Linked DNA regions of Homo sapiens: region 1 is linked to region 2. A link is a contact called in ENCODE Hi-C or POLR2A ChIA-PET data. All regions are on one chromosome and are shown on one strand. The core of a region is the stretch at or near the end of the contact, and the rest is flanking DNA. Distances in the headings are between cores, read along the strand shown.

What was found. A loop is a pair of places that touch in the nucleus more often than their neighbours do. ChIA-PET counts read pairs that join two places held with the same protein, here RNA polymerase II (POLR2A). Pooled maps may share reads with other maps.
Region 1: a map of naive thymus-derived CD4-positive, alpha-beta T cell shows a loop between it and region 2 (21-fold over the local background). The contact joins the promoter of TMEM19 here to the promoter of NAP1L1 in region 2. A Hi-C loop is called at or near these places in 2 of 168 maps with a recorded cell type or tissue (both naive thymus-derived CD4-positive, alpha-beta T cell), 1 of 37 single-sample maps with no recorded cell type and 7 of 50 pooled maps. POLR2A ChIA-PET finds 5 or more read pairs at or near these places in 1 of 52 experiments (naive thymus-derived CD4-positive, alpha-beta T cell).

Annotation. Positions count from the first base shown.
Region 1 is chr12:71,683,412-71,689,084 of GRCh38, reverse strand. TMEM19 (transmembrane protein 19) reads right to left here and starts at 3,003. Exons shown (of 6, transcript NM_018279.4): 1 at 2,275-3,003. The coding sequence starts at 2,404. LOC124902965 (a long non-coding RNA gene) reads left to right here and starts at 3,021. Exons shown (of 2, transcript XR_007063367.1): 1 at 3,021-3,163. RefSeq lists an enhancer at 1,038-1,107 and silencers at 2,456-2,671, 2,662-2,731.
Region 2 is chr12:76,079,724-76,085,935 of GRCh38, reverse strand. It overlaps NAP1L1 (nucleosome assembly protein 1 like 1), which reads left to right and starts at 1,251. Exons shown (of 15, transcript NM_004537.7): 1 at 1,251-1,369. It overlaps LOC124902970 (a long non-coding RNA gene), which reads right to left and starts at 851. Exons shown (of 2, transcript XR_007063379.1): 1 at 769-851. RefSeq lists silencers at 817-976, 1,417-1,496, 1,637-1,686, 1,757-1,816, 1,867-1,936 and an enhancer at 980-1,521.

The DNA of each region.
Region 1 (5,673 bases), core at 1,754-4,253, 4.4 Mb after region 2:
TTACTGGAGAATGGCCAAATAGGTTATGTCCAAGTTTTGAAAACCTTTTACTGCTATTTATGATAATAATGGATATCTAGATATTTAAAATGAACCTCTGGTTCATTTTTTTTAAAGGGGGCACGTATTAAATTTCAAGGACTACCTAGAACGAACTCTTTTTGTAACAGGATCTTACTCCTCTCTGCCTGTCAGAGGACAGACACCTCATTCAATGGTTAGAAATTGATTATTCCAGAGGCTGCATCCAGCTCACAGATGTTTGGCTAGCAGAGTGTTTTCAAATAATTTTAGTCAATATTTAAAGATTAGGAGATATCATATAAAAATCCAGATTCTTGGCTTCTGTTTTAAAATTGGGAAGTTCTGGCCAACATGGCAGAATTGACTTAAGGTAAAGAGAGGTGCCCTCCTTTAAACAGGCCGTGGCTTTCCCATTTAAAGTTCCCACCCCTCCTGATAGGCTCCTAAACGCCAAGGCAAAGTGATTTCCTTATGGTAAAGAAAACTGTGAACCACTGCTTGTATCTATGTTTCTATCAAAAATGAGAAAATGGGCCGGGCGCAGTGGCTCATGCCTGTAATCCCAGCACTTTGGGAGGCCAAGGCAGGAGGATCCTGAGGTCAGGAGTTCGAGACCCAGCCTGGCCAACATGATGAAACCCTGTCTCTACTACAAATACAAAAATTAGCCAGGCATGGTGGCAGGCACCTGTAATCCCAGCTACTTGGGAGGCTGAGGCAGGAGAAACCAGAAGGCAGAGGTTGCAGTGAGCTGAGATCGTGCCACTGTACTCCAGCCTGGGCAAAAAGAGCGAAACTCCGTCTCAGAAAAATAAAGGGGAAATGAAAGACAAAGAGGGCCCAAGCATTCAACAAAAGATGAGAAATATCCTATTTCTGGAAATGAAAACTATTACCACAGGTCTAATACACAAAAACGTACACAGATTCATTTGCATTAGGTGACTGGCCCCAGAGGGATATTTCAGTTTACAAATCCTGATTTATTCCATTTAGTTCAAGTCATAGTAAATACTGTCACTAACAAGAATCTTTTCTTACACCCCTCCCCTAAAACTCTGATGCCCCACTGTGAATCATTATGAACGAACTGCACTGAGAGCTTCTGTAGCCTGGAGAACCCTTTCCAACTATTCACATGTCTCTTTGCAAAAAGCCTACAGTCTGAAATGGCAATCCCTTACGATACAAGCATTCTCATTCTCCTTTTCATTTTTCCTTTGTTGCAAACTGACCAGTATTTTGTTTTCATAGGAGAAGGAAGTTTGTGTAAATGGAGGCTTATGCTCTAAAGCACCTTTAAAACTTTAAAGATCTGAGTCCAGAGTACCTTATATTTAAGCAATGTAGCTTTAGGCTTTAAAAGGAGTCTATTCTTTTGAAGCAACCAAATGGCAGATAAGTCCTTCAGCTCTCCAAATGTAAATAGTATACCGTTTTTAATTCTTATTATTTTTACAGAACATGTGAAACTGATAAACTACATTACTACTTTTTTTTTTTTGAGACGGATTCTCGCTCTGTGGCCCAGGCTGGAGTGCAGTGGCTCAATCTTGGTTCACTGCAACCTCCGCCTCCAGGGTTCAAGTGATTCTCCTGCCTCCATCTCCCAAGTAGCTGGGATTACAGCTTTTTTCTAGTTTTAGTAGAGCTGGGGTTTCACCGTGTTGGCCAGGCTGGTCTTGAACTCCCGACCTCAGGTTATTTGCCCGCCTCGGCCTCCCAAAGTGCTGGGATAACAGGCGTGAGCCACCGCGCCTGGCCCATTACTAATATTCTTATTCAAAATTAAAAGCATCACTGTAATTGCTTTACAAAGCTATATTCGCCTCACTTATCTTTTACCAAGACAGATGGAATAGTTACATAAAATATAAAGACATTTTGAAATAGGTGTAACTAGTCCAGAAGTGGTGGCCTGTATTGCCAGCACTTTGGGAGACACAGGTGGGAGGATCACTTGAGCCTAGGGGTTTGAGACCAGCCTAGCAACACAGAGGGACCCCTATCTTATACAAAATAAAAATTAAAAAAAAAAAGAAATAGGTATAACTCGAATTATCACAACAAGCATTTATTAAAGGCATTGTTTATACTATCATGTTAGTAAGTTAAATCAGGCTATGGAAGTTAAGTAAACACAACCATTCATAACCATTCAGAGGATATGAGTTTTGGATTTCACAATGGTATGGTTTTAATTTCCTCTGACTAGATTACAGAGAAACAACTTAGAACACTCAGACTTACCATAATAGGTGCTTGCAGTCATTGATATAATCCAGAAAGCTAACGAAATGCAAATGATCAGGCTCAGTATAACTATATTAGTTATCATCTTTATATATCTTTTGCATATATTGTCGTTAAGATCTGTCATGGAAAATAAGGATATGAGCTCCTGCGGGAAAGAATATTTAGCGTTTCGGAGAGAAAGTCATTTACGATGTGAGCAAGACACTTGTTCAGAGGCAAACATAAATCCCAACATATTCCACCGACCAAACAAGCATAAAAATCACAAAAATTCAAACTCCTTCCGGAAACTCCTACTGGCGGAGAGCTCCAATTCATATGGGCGTGGTCAACGCCTCACCGCAAAAGCAGAGCGCAACCCGGCGGACGGTGAGGGCCGGTCGCCGGCTGCCGGCCGCTTCAGCGCCTCACGCCGGAGCCCACGGGGAAAAGAGAAAGCCGAGGCAGCCAATCCGCGGTCCCGGCGCTGGCGAGTTCCACCCACCTCCCGTCGCAACCTTCTCACCCGCGGGCCGGGTAGGCCAGCGGCTGCAAAGGGGCAGCTAGGGCACCCGAACTTGGGCAAGTCTGGGAAGCACGCCCGACGCGGCTGAACGCAGTCACGTCCCGACAGCTGCGCAAGCCGCCCTAGGGTCAGGTCCAGCCGGCCAAGGCCGAGACCCCAGGAGCAAAGCCCGCGCCTCCCGGCGCCCCCGCCTCTAGCGCCTCGCCCGCTGTGGGCATGCGCCGCAGCCGCTTAGGGGGATGTCGCCTAGCTCACGTGGGCAGGCACTGCTGGCATCCTGGCCGGCTGCGTTTGCACTGCTTCTCCAAAACCACATTATAGGTACTAAACAACATTGTTTAGTACCTATAATGTGCTAGACTCCTGGCTGCTAGCGAGGTAAAGTTAAACATAGTTTCTATTACTGAGCTCTCGTAATTATTGTCATAACACCACTTAGATTGTGGAAATATCTGTCCTCACACCCCTTATATTAAAGGTGTGTGCATTTAGAAAGCAAAACGTCTTGTTAGCATTAAAAATCTGAATCGTGGCTGATTTCTTTTCTTTTCTTTTTTTTTTTTTCGAGACAGTGTCTCTCTCTGCCGCCCAGGCTGGAGTGCAGTGGCACGATCTCTGCTCACTGCAACCACCGCCTCCCAGGTTCTAAGCGATTCTCCTGCTCCAGCCTCCGGAGTAGCTGGGATTACAGGCGCCACAACCACGCCCGGCTAATTTTTATATTTTTAGTAGAGACGGGGTTTTGCCATGTTGGCCCGGCTGGTCTCGAACTCTTGACCTCAGGGGATCCACCCACCTCGGCCTCCCAAAGTGCTGGGTTTAATGGCGTGAGCTACAGCGCCCGGCCTGATTTCATGTTTTATGTGAAATTAACTTGTTTGCCTGGGTTAACAGTAATTAACTGATAATTACATAATATTTATCAATTTTTTCAGTTAATTGCTGACAGTGTAAGAAGAGGAGCCAAATCCATTTCAGACACAGTATGCAATTGTGTTTTAAGCCCCAAGAGTAGTTACTTTAAAAAAGCTCACATTATTTTAAATTTCAAAATACATGCCAAGACAGCTTGTCATTTTCTTTGGTAAGACATCTAATTAAGTAGTTAACTAAGAATCAAATCTGTGAAGTAGGACTAAATAGTAGTGGGCTTCCTGTACTAGATAATATACATATATGGTCTTTATGCTGAAATGTATTATGTGCCTACTTTATTTTTGTCTTAGTCTGTTCTGCATAGGTAAATGTTTGGATTATTTCACCAAGCTGACTGGCCAGTATCAATGTTACCAGACTACTGGGTAAAATTATTAATAATGAAAGCTAATGTTTTGTGGTTTGCACAGTCGCATTGTTTTTGTCTCTGCTTAGACAAAATTATAAACTGGTCTTTTTTTTTTTTTTCTTTTTTTTGCCTTGCTTCACCACAGTCACAGAGTGACCCTCTCTGATTAGTTGGTGTTCGATAGGAAAATCATAGCCTAGTTGTGAATGTCAAGCTATCTCCCAACACTGTGGTGTAGCTGTGTCAGGTCAGTCCCTGGATGTCAGGGATGATTTTCTCATGACTATTAGATCTGGCTAAAAAATGCATATTAAATAGTAGTGTCAGTGAACTGACCCTTTAGATGAATATTTTCCCTTCTATTTTTTTCAGTGACCAATTATAGATGTTTTTCTCCATAAAAGTTATTCTAGCTTAAGACCAAAATAATTTAGAGGAGTTAATATAATTAAAATACAGTAGTTCTTATATGCAATAGGCAGTTTCAGTTACCAAGGGTTAAACATGATCTTGAGGCAGGAGAATAGGGTCTCCTATTGAGGCAGGGAACCTAAGGCCGATTCATGCTGACTTCCTAGAGCTAAATCAAAAGGAAAACCCCAACTTCCCATACCTAAGTAACAAAAGGACCCAAAGCTACGCCCTTTGCAAACCCCTCTTTTTTTCTGCGTGGCAGATAGAAAATTGAAAGTATCTCTGCTTGGTAGCTTTCTGCAACCAATCAGACGTTTGCGTAGGAGTGTAACTTTGTAACTTTGCTTCAGCCTCTAATTGGTTGTTTTTCACAACCAATCAGACTGATTGTGGGCTAGTACTTCATTTACATTTACATAAGGTGTACACCAAGTAACCAATGGGAAACCTCTAGAGGGTATTTAAACCCTAGAAAATTCTGTAAGGAGGCCCTTGAGCCCCTATGCTCAGATGGTTCCCACCCTGTGGCGCGTACTTTTGTTTTCAGTAAATCTCTGCTTTTGTTGCTTCATTCTTTCCTTGCTTTGCTTGTGTGTTTTTCCAGTTCTTTGTTCAAAACACCAAGAACCTGGACACCTTCCACCGGTAACAATCCGAAAATATTAAAAAGAAAATTCCAGAAATATTCATAAGTTTTAAATTGCATGCCAAAGTAGCATGATGAAATCTCATGCCATCCAGCTCCATCCCACCTGGGACGTGAATCCTCCGTTTATCTAGCATATCCATCCATGCAATAGACATTACTCTCTTGTTAGTCACTTAGGAGCCATTGCAGTTATCAGATGGACTGTTGCAGTATCACAGTGCCCTTATTTTAGTTCTATTACAATATATTGTTATAATTGTTCTATTTTATTATTAGGTATTCCTCCTAATCTCTTACGGTGCCTAATTTATACATTAAGCTTTATCATAGGTATATAGGAATTGGAAAAAAATAGTATATATAGGGTTTGGTATTTTCCAGGGTTTCAAACATCCACTGAGGGTGTTGGAATGTATCTCCAAGGATAAAGGGAGTGGGAGGGGCTCTTGTATACTTTTAAAAAATCACGATTTTACTGTTACAATTTTTATAGACTATCAATCTTAAAAATTTCAACAAAGTCTTTGTTTTTCTATTTAC
Region 2 (6,212 bases), core at 2-2,501:
GGACCCCAAAGAACTTTTATGTGCATTACTGATACTGATATTTATATCAGAAATTAAAAGTGAGAAATTTTAAGAGTATTTCATTTAAAAACAATAAAGCAATCAAATATTAACAAAAAATAATTTTTATATGAAAAATAACTACTCCCCCTTGCCCCCAAATCGAGTTTTTGCAAATCTCTTTAACGTCTGGTTTAACCGCAGATGACTGGATTCTCCTATCTGCTTCTATTTTCAGTCTGTTTCCTTATCACATGTCACGTAGCCTCCGGAAAACCCCACTGTACACTTGTGAGAGAATGAGAATGCAAAAGGCAGTCTTGACATTAATATGGAAATAGTTTTGACCTTCCCCATGAAAGGGTCTGGGGACCCTCAGACCATACTCTGAGAACAACTTTTTGAGTTAGTATTAGTCAATTCATCATCACTTGAAAATTAGCTATGAGGTTTTACAAGCCTGAGGATTTAATGTGATTTACTTTTTCAGAAAGATGAAACAACGGACGTACTGAGTGTCCTCATTATAACGCATCCAGAGAATGCACAAATATGCCATTTTCATCCGTCAAAAGAACTGAAGCCGAACTGACGGACTGTACATCAGTTACGAGGATGTGGCGGGGGGTTGGGGGGCAAAGGATGACGAGCACCCCCTAAAGGCGCGGAGACCCGCTGGCATAGGAGAAGCAAAACTGTCAGAAGAGGCCGCCGAAGTGGTCTAGAGGAAAAAACTGTTTTTCTTAGGCGGGGAAGGAAAACGGTTACCGGGGGCCGGCGAGTTGCAGGAATTAGGCCTTGACAGGGAGCGTCCGCCGTCTAGGCTGCGGCGAGCGAGGGACCAGGCGACTGGCGCCAGCCCTGAGCGTTCCCAGCACAACGCCGAAGGGGGCGGGGCGGGCCGGGCGCCGGGCACGCGGGCCAGGCCTTCCCCACAACTGATGGGGTTGAAATTTCCTTTCCGGCTCAGCAGGGAGAAAAGATATGGTGGGGTGCTTAACAGAGGAGGTTAGACACCGGCGGGAACCAGAGGAGCCCAAGCGCGGCGCCTGGGCCTCGGGGCTGCAGGAGTCCTCGGTGGGGGTATGGAGGTCGCCGGGGAAGGAGGACGGTTCAGTTGCTAGGCAACCCGGCCTGGACCCGCCTCTCGCTCGCGTTGCTGGGAGACTACAAGGCCGGGAGGAGGGCGGCGAAAGGGCCCTACGTGCTGACGCTAATTGTATATGAGCGCGAGCGGCGGGCTCTTGGGTCTTTTTTAGCGCCATCTGCTCGCGGCGCCGCCTCCTGCTCCTCCCGCTGCTGCTGCCGCTGCCGCCCTGAGTCACTGCCTGCGCAGCTCCGGCCGCCTGGCTCCCCATACTAGTCGCCGGTAACGGATGGGGGCCTGGAAGGGAAGGGGGAACGTGGTGTTGGCTGGGCGGCCTGCGCAGATGGGAGGGCCGGAGGGATGGAGGGACTGGGAGCCGGGAGTCGGGGCCGCTGGCCGCCCGTGGCCTCCGGGGTCGTCCTGTGAGGTCGGACAGGACCGCGGAGTCCGGACCCCGGAGCCTGAGAGGGGCCCCGGGGCCGACCAGCGCTTTTATCGGGGACGGCTGAGGCGACGTAGGGGTTGGCGCGGCCTGGAGGCCTAAGGTTCTCTGAGCTCCACCGTCTTTTCCGCGTGGACCGGAGCGAGGCCGCGGTGACGCCCGGGTGCCCTGAGACTCGGCTGCGCCGCGAGGACCGGGAGGCCCCCGGCGTACGGGCCGGGCCGAGTGCAGAGCCGGCCGCCTCTTGGACACCCCCCTGCTTTTCCCTCAAAAATAATACCAGGAGGGAGGCCGCTGGGAGATGAAAAGAACGGCGGAGGCTGCGAATTCCGACGGGAGGGAGGGGCTGTGGAGGGACGAGTCCCCGAGGCGGGGAGGGGGCGGGGGAGGCTGCGACGCTCCCGGGCTCTCCGCCCATTGGGGGCGGCCGCGCGGGGAGGGGAAACCCCCGGCGGCTTCGCTCCACACGTGGTAATGGGCTTCATGGCCACTGGCTGGGCCTGGTTGGAGACCCTTGCCCTCGGTCTGTGCTTACTTTGAAAGTTGTAGAGACGGTGGAATGTGAAAAGGAAGGGTAAGCGAGTAAGCCCTGTCCCTGGGTTTCAAACTCTTCCCTGCTTCTCTTTGGTCTTAATCTTTTTATTGGTACCAGAGATTGTGGATGTTAGCTGATGATAAGGAAGGGCCTCCACTGCTAGTATTTTAAAAAGTTAACGCGTATATAGCGCTTATATTAACTGTTATTAGCAAAAGGTTGTTATTGTGTTTCCCAGGTACTGTTAGATGGGTGTCTTGATCAGGGTTTTTTATTTGGGGAGTATTGATCCTGATCGATCTAAACCCCTAAACCAAGCTTGTCCAACCCGCGGCCCAGGACGGCTTTAAATGTGGCCCAACACAAATTCATGAGGTTTTTTTTTTTTTTTTTTTTTTGGAAAAAAAAGCTCATCAGCTAGTTAATGTATTTTACGTGTGGCCCAAGACAGTTCTAGTGTGGCCCAGGGAAGCCAAAAGATCGGACCACCCCTGCAAACGGTTCTTAGATGAAAATAAAATGTTTGGCCCTTTATGACTTTAATTGTTCTTGGCTGTCTTATAAATTAGTTCCTTTATTGAAGTCACTAGAATAAGATACTTAACGGTTTCCTTTTTAAGATGGGAGGTGGGATGGAATGAGGTGTTAGTATAAACTTTGCCAAGTTTGTAGCCTGCAACCTTGTCAATGAACCCTACTGCCCTAAAGATCTGGGGGATGGCAGTGTAGGGGGGCTGGGACTGAGGTCCCATCTGGGAAGGCTAGACTTTGAGAGTGCAAAAAGGATGAACCAGGCGCAGGATGTCCTCAAGGAGCCCGTATTTTAGACGGTCACTGATCAGTTTTGAAACAACTACATTTTAAAAATCTCACTGCTACATTTGAAGATATCCCACTGCTGCATTTTAAAATTTACACTGCTTGCCTGGTTTCACAAGAGCTGTAAAATGAAATTTGGCCTTTTGAAAATAGGTGGATTCAAAACATCTTTGGAAACGAGTATCTGGGTCCTCTTTTTTTGGTCAGCTTAAATTAATACTCCTATACTTTGGAAGTAATATACATTACCTTTGATTGAATAAGGGAAAAACCTTTTATGTATAGGGTACCATTTAAAAATCGAAGGGAAGTAAATGACTTTTACAGTTATTTTCAAGGCACTCTTGTGTTTCAAGCTTGTTTGAAGTTGCCCAAGTTTAAATAAATGGCCTAAATCTATAGTTTAGTTCTAAGAATACTGTCCTTTGGAGAATGTATGGAACTAAACCCTGGTAGGTGGACTTGGACATCTTCTGTCATAAAACCTGACTTTCATAGATTCTCCAAGTCAACATTATGTTAGTAAATAGAAATTTAAAAGTTTTCACTATACCAATTTGAATATCTTTCTAAATTTTATCTGCTACAAAGTGCCTATTTTTATATTAGGCCCATTGATTTGCAGAATTATAAAGCTAATACTGAATATGGTAAATTACTGCACTTGGCCTTTAATGAGATTTTTGAAACGAATACCTGTACCATAACTAATGTAATCCAAAATGCCATCTCATTTTATTCAGCTTGCTCCTGTTGGCTCCTGGTAAAACTGAGTTGATTCTAAATTCTCAAAATATATTCAAAACTAAGGGTCTTTTTGTAGAAGGGGCTAAAGAAGCAGTATCTGTTGGACTTCAAAGGTCTGAAGATGTCAAAATACAATATTTTATTCACTTCTTGGTTGTAAATTTGAAACAAAGGATTAGAGAGAATGACTCATCAATATCAAAATATTAATGATCAGTGTATTCAGATCTTCAAGTTTAATCAAACCTGTAATTGTGTTCTCAGTTTAGTCTTTGGGTAACTATCTAGCACCTGTATGGACATGTATCTTATGTCATGAGCAAAAGAGGCAAATTGGTTGCTTAGATGTAGAATGTTAAATTGTGATGAGAGCTATAAAGGAAGGAAAGGGTAAAGGGGTCAAAGAGTAATACAGCGTTTACACAAAGGAACCTGTTATAATTTGATGATTTTAAGTTCCATTTCAAACTAGTTTCATCTAAATAAGTTTTTGGGCAGAATAGGGGTTAGAAGGAGAGAGTTGTTACTTTACACCTATCCATATGTAAGTCGTTTAGCACAATGACTACAGAACATTAGAGTACATTAGTGGGCTTGCCATAGAAAATGGCTTCTATACCTTTGGTTACCAACTCTGCCTTTTACTTCCTGCATATTTGTATATATTTTTACTTATTCAGAAGTTTTGTACATTTTAATTTTTATTGGGAAACAGGGTTATATATATTTTTTCCTTGTGGAGACAGGCTCTTGCTGTGTTGCCCTGGCTGGTCTTAAATGCCTCACCTCAAGCGATTTTGCCTTGGCCTCCCAAAGTGCTGAGTGTATGGGTGTGAGCCACCACACCTGTCTAGAGTTATAATTTCAGTCTTGGAATTATTTTCTAAAGAGGGTACAGAAGAGCATAACAGGGATAAATAATGTAATAGGCAACACTGATTGATTATTCAGGCATTGTTTTAAATTCTGTGTGTATTATTAGCTCATTTAATTTACTTAGAGACAGGTAGCATCAACATTTTAACAAGGAAAAAAAATAGGTGTGGAGTGGTTAGATAACCCGTCCGTGGTTACGTACGTGAGCAGTGATAACTTATGATGAGATAATTTTTATCCTGGTTTTGAAAGAATGTTGACTTACACTGTTCTGCTATAAATCAGCATGAATATTAGTTCATTTTCTGTTGCTTAGAATACCTGAAACTGAGTAATTTATTTAAAAAAAAAGAATTTATTTCTTGCAGTTATAGAGGCTGAGAAATCCAAGATCGAGGGGACCCATGTGGTGAGAACCTTACTTGTGGAGACTCTGAAGGTTCCCAAGGCAGTACAGGGTATCACATGGGGAGGGGGCTGAGTGTGCTAACTGGGTAGCTTGGCTCTCCAGCTCCCCTGGTGGGAAACTGGGTAATTTATAAAGAAATACATTAATCCATGAATGGATTAATTCGTTTGTGAGGGTGGAGCCCTCATGATCCAATCACTTCTTAAAGACCCCCATCTCTCAGTGCTGCCACATAGGGGATTAAATTTCAACTTGAGTTTTAGAGGGGACAAATACTCAAACCATAGCAGCATGAAATTCAAAAGCACTCCACCTTGTATCCCACTGTGCTCTAGGGAAAAGCTGTATAGCAGTTATGGTCATGAAGTCTTCTTCCAGCATAGAATTTGTTTACATACACAGTCATGCATGGTTAATGATGGGGATGTGTTCTGGGGGAAATGCATCATTAAGCCATTTCATCCTTTTGTGAATGTCATAGAATGTATTTACACAAACCTAGATGGTACGGCCTAGTACATACCTGGGTTATATGGTATAGCCTGTTTGTTGTTCCTAGGCTACAAACCTGTATAGCATGTTGCTATGTTGAATACTGTAGGCAGTTTTAACTTTTTTAAAAATAAGTTGGAGTGTACTCTAACCACAAAAAGCATAGTATAGTAAATACATAAACCAATAAATCATTTATTGTCCTTATCAAGTATTATGTACTGTAAATAATTGTAAGTGCCATACTTTTATATGACTCTGCAGTAGGTTTGTTTATACCAGCATCACCACAAACATGAATAATGAATTGAGCTGTGACATTACTAGGCAATAGGAATGTTTCAGCTCCATTATAATCTTGTGGGATCACTGTTGTATATGCAGTCCTGTGTTGACTGAAACGTTATGTGACTGCAGTTGGGTAATGGTTTCTTAGCCTTATGTCAGCTCTATGTATCCAATTAGTTCAGTCAGTTGCCTCCCCTCTTCAGTGGAAGATTTTGTTTTTAGTTCAGTTTAGGAAGGAAGATTTCCTTTCAGGAGGCCAGGTGTGGTGGCTCACACCTGTAATCAATCACAGCACTTTGTGAGGCCAAGGCGGGAGCCCAGAATTTCCAGACCAGTCTAGGCGACATAGTGAGACACCCTGTCTTTACAAAAAAAATTAAAACAATATAGCTGAGTGTGGTGGAGAATGCATACCTGTAGTCCCAGCTACTCAGGAGGCTGAGGTGAGAGGATCACTTGAGCCTGTGAGGTCAAGGCTGCAGTGAGCTGTGATCACGCCACTGCACTATAGCCTGGG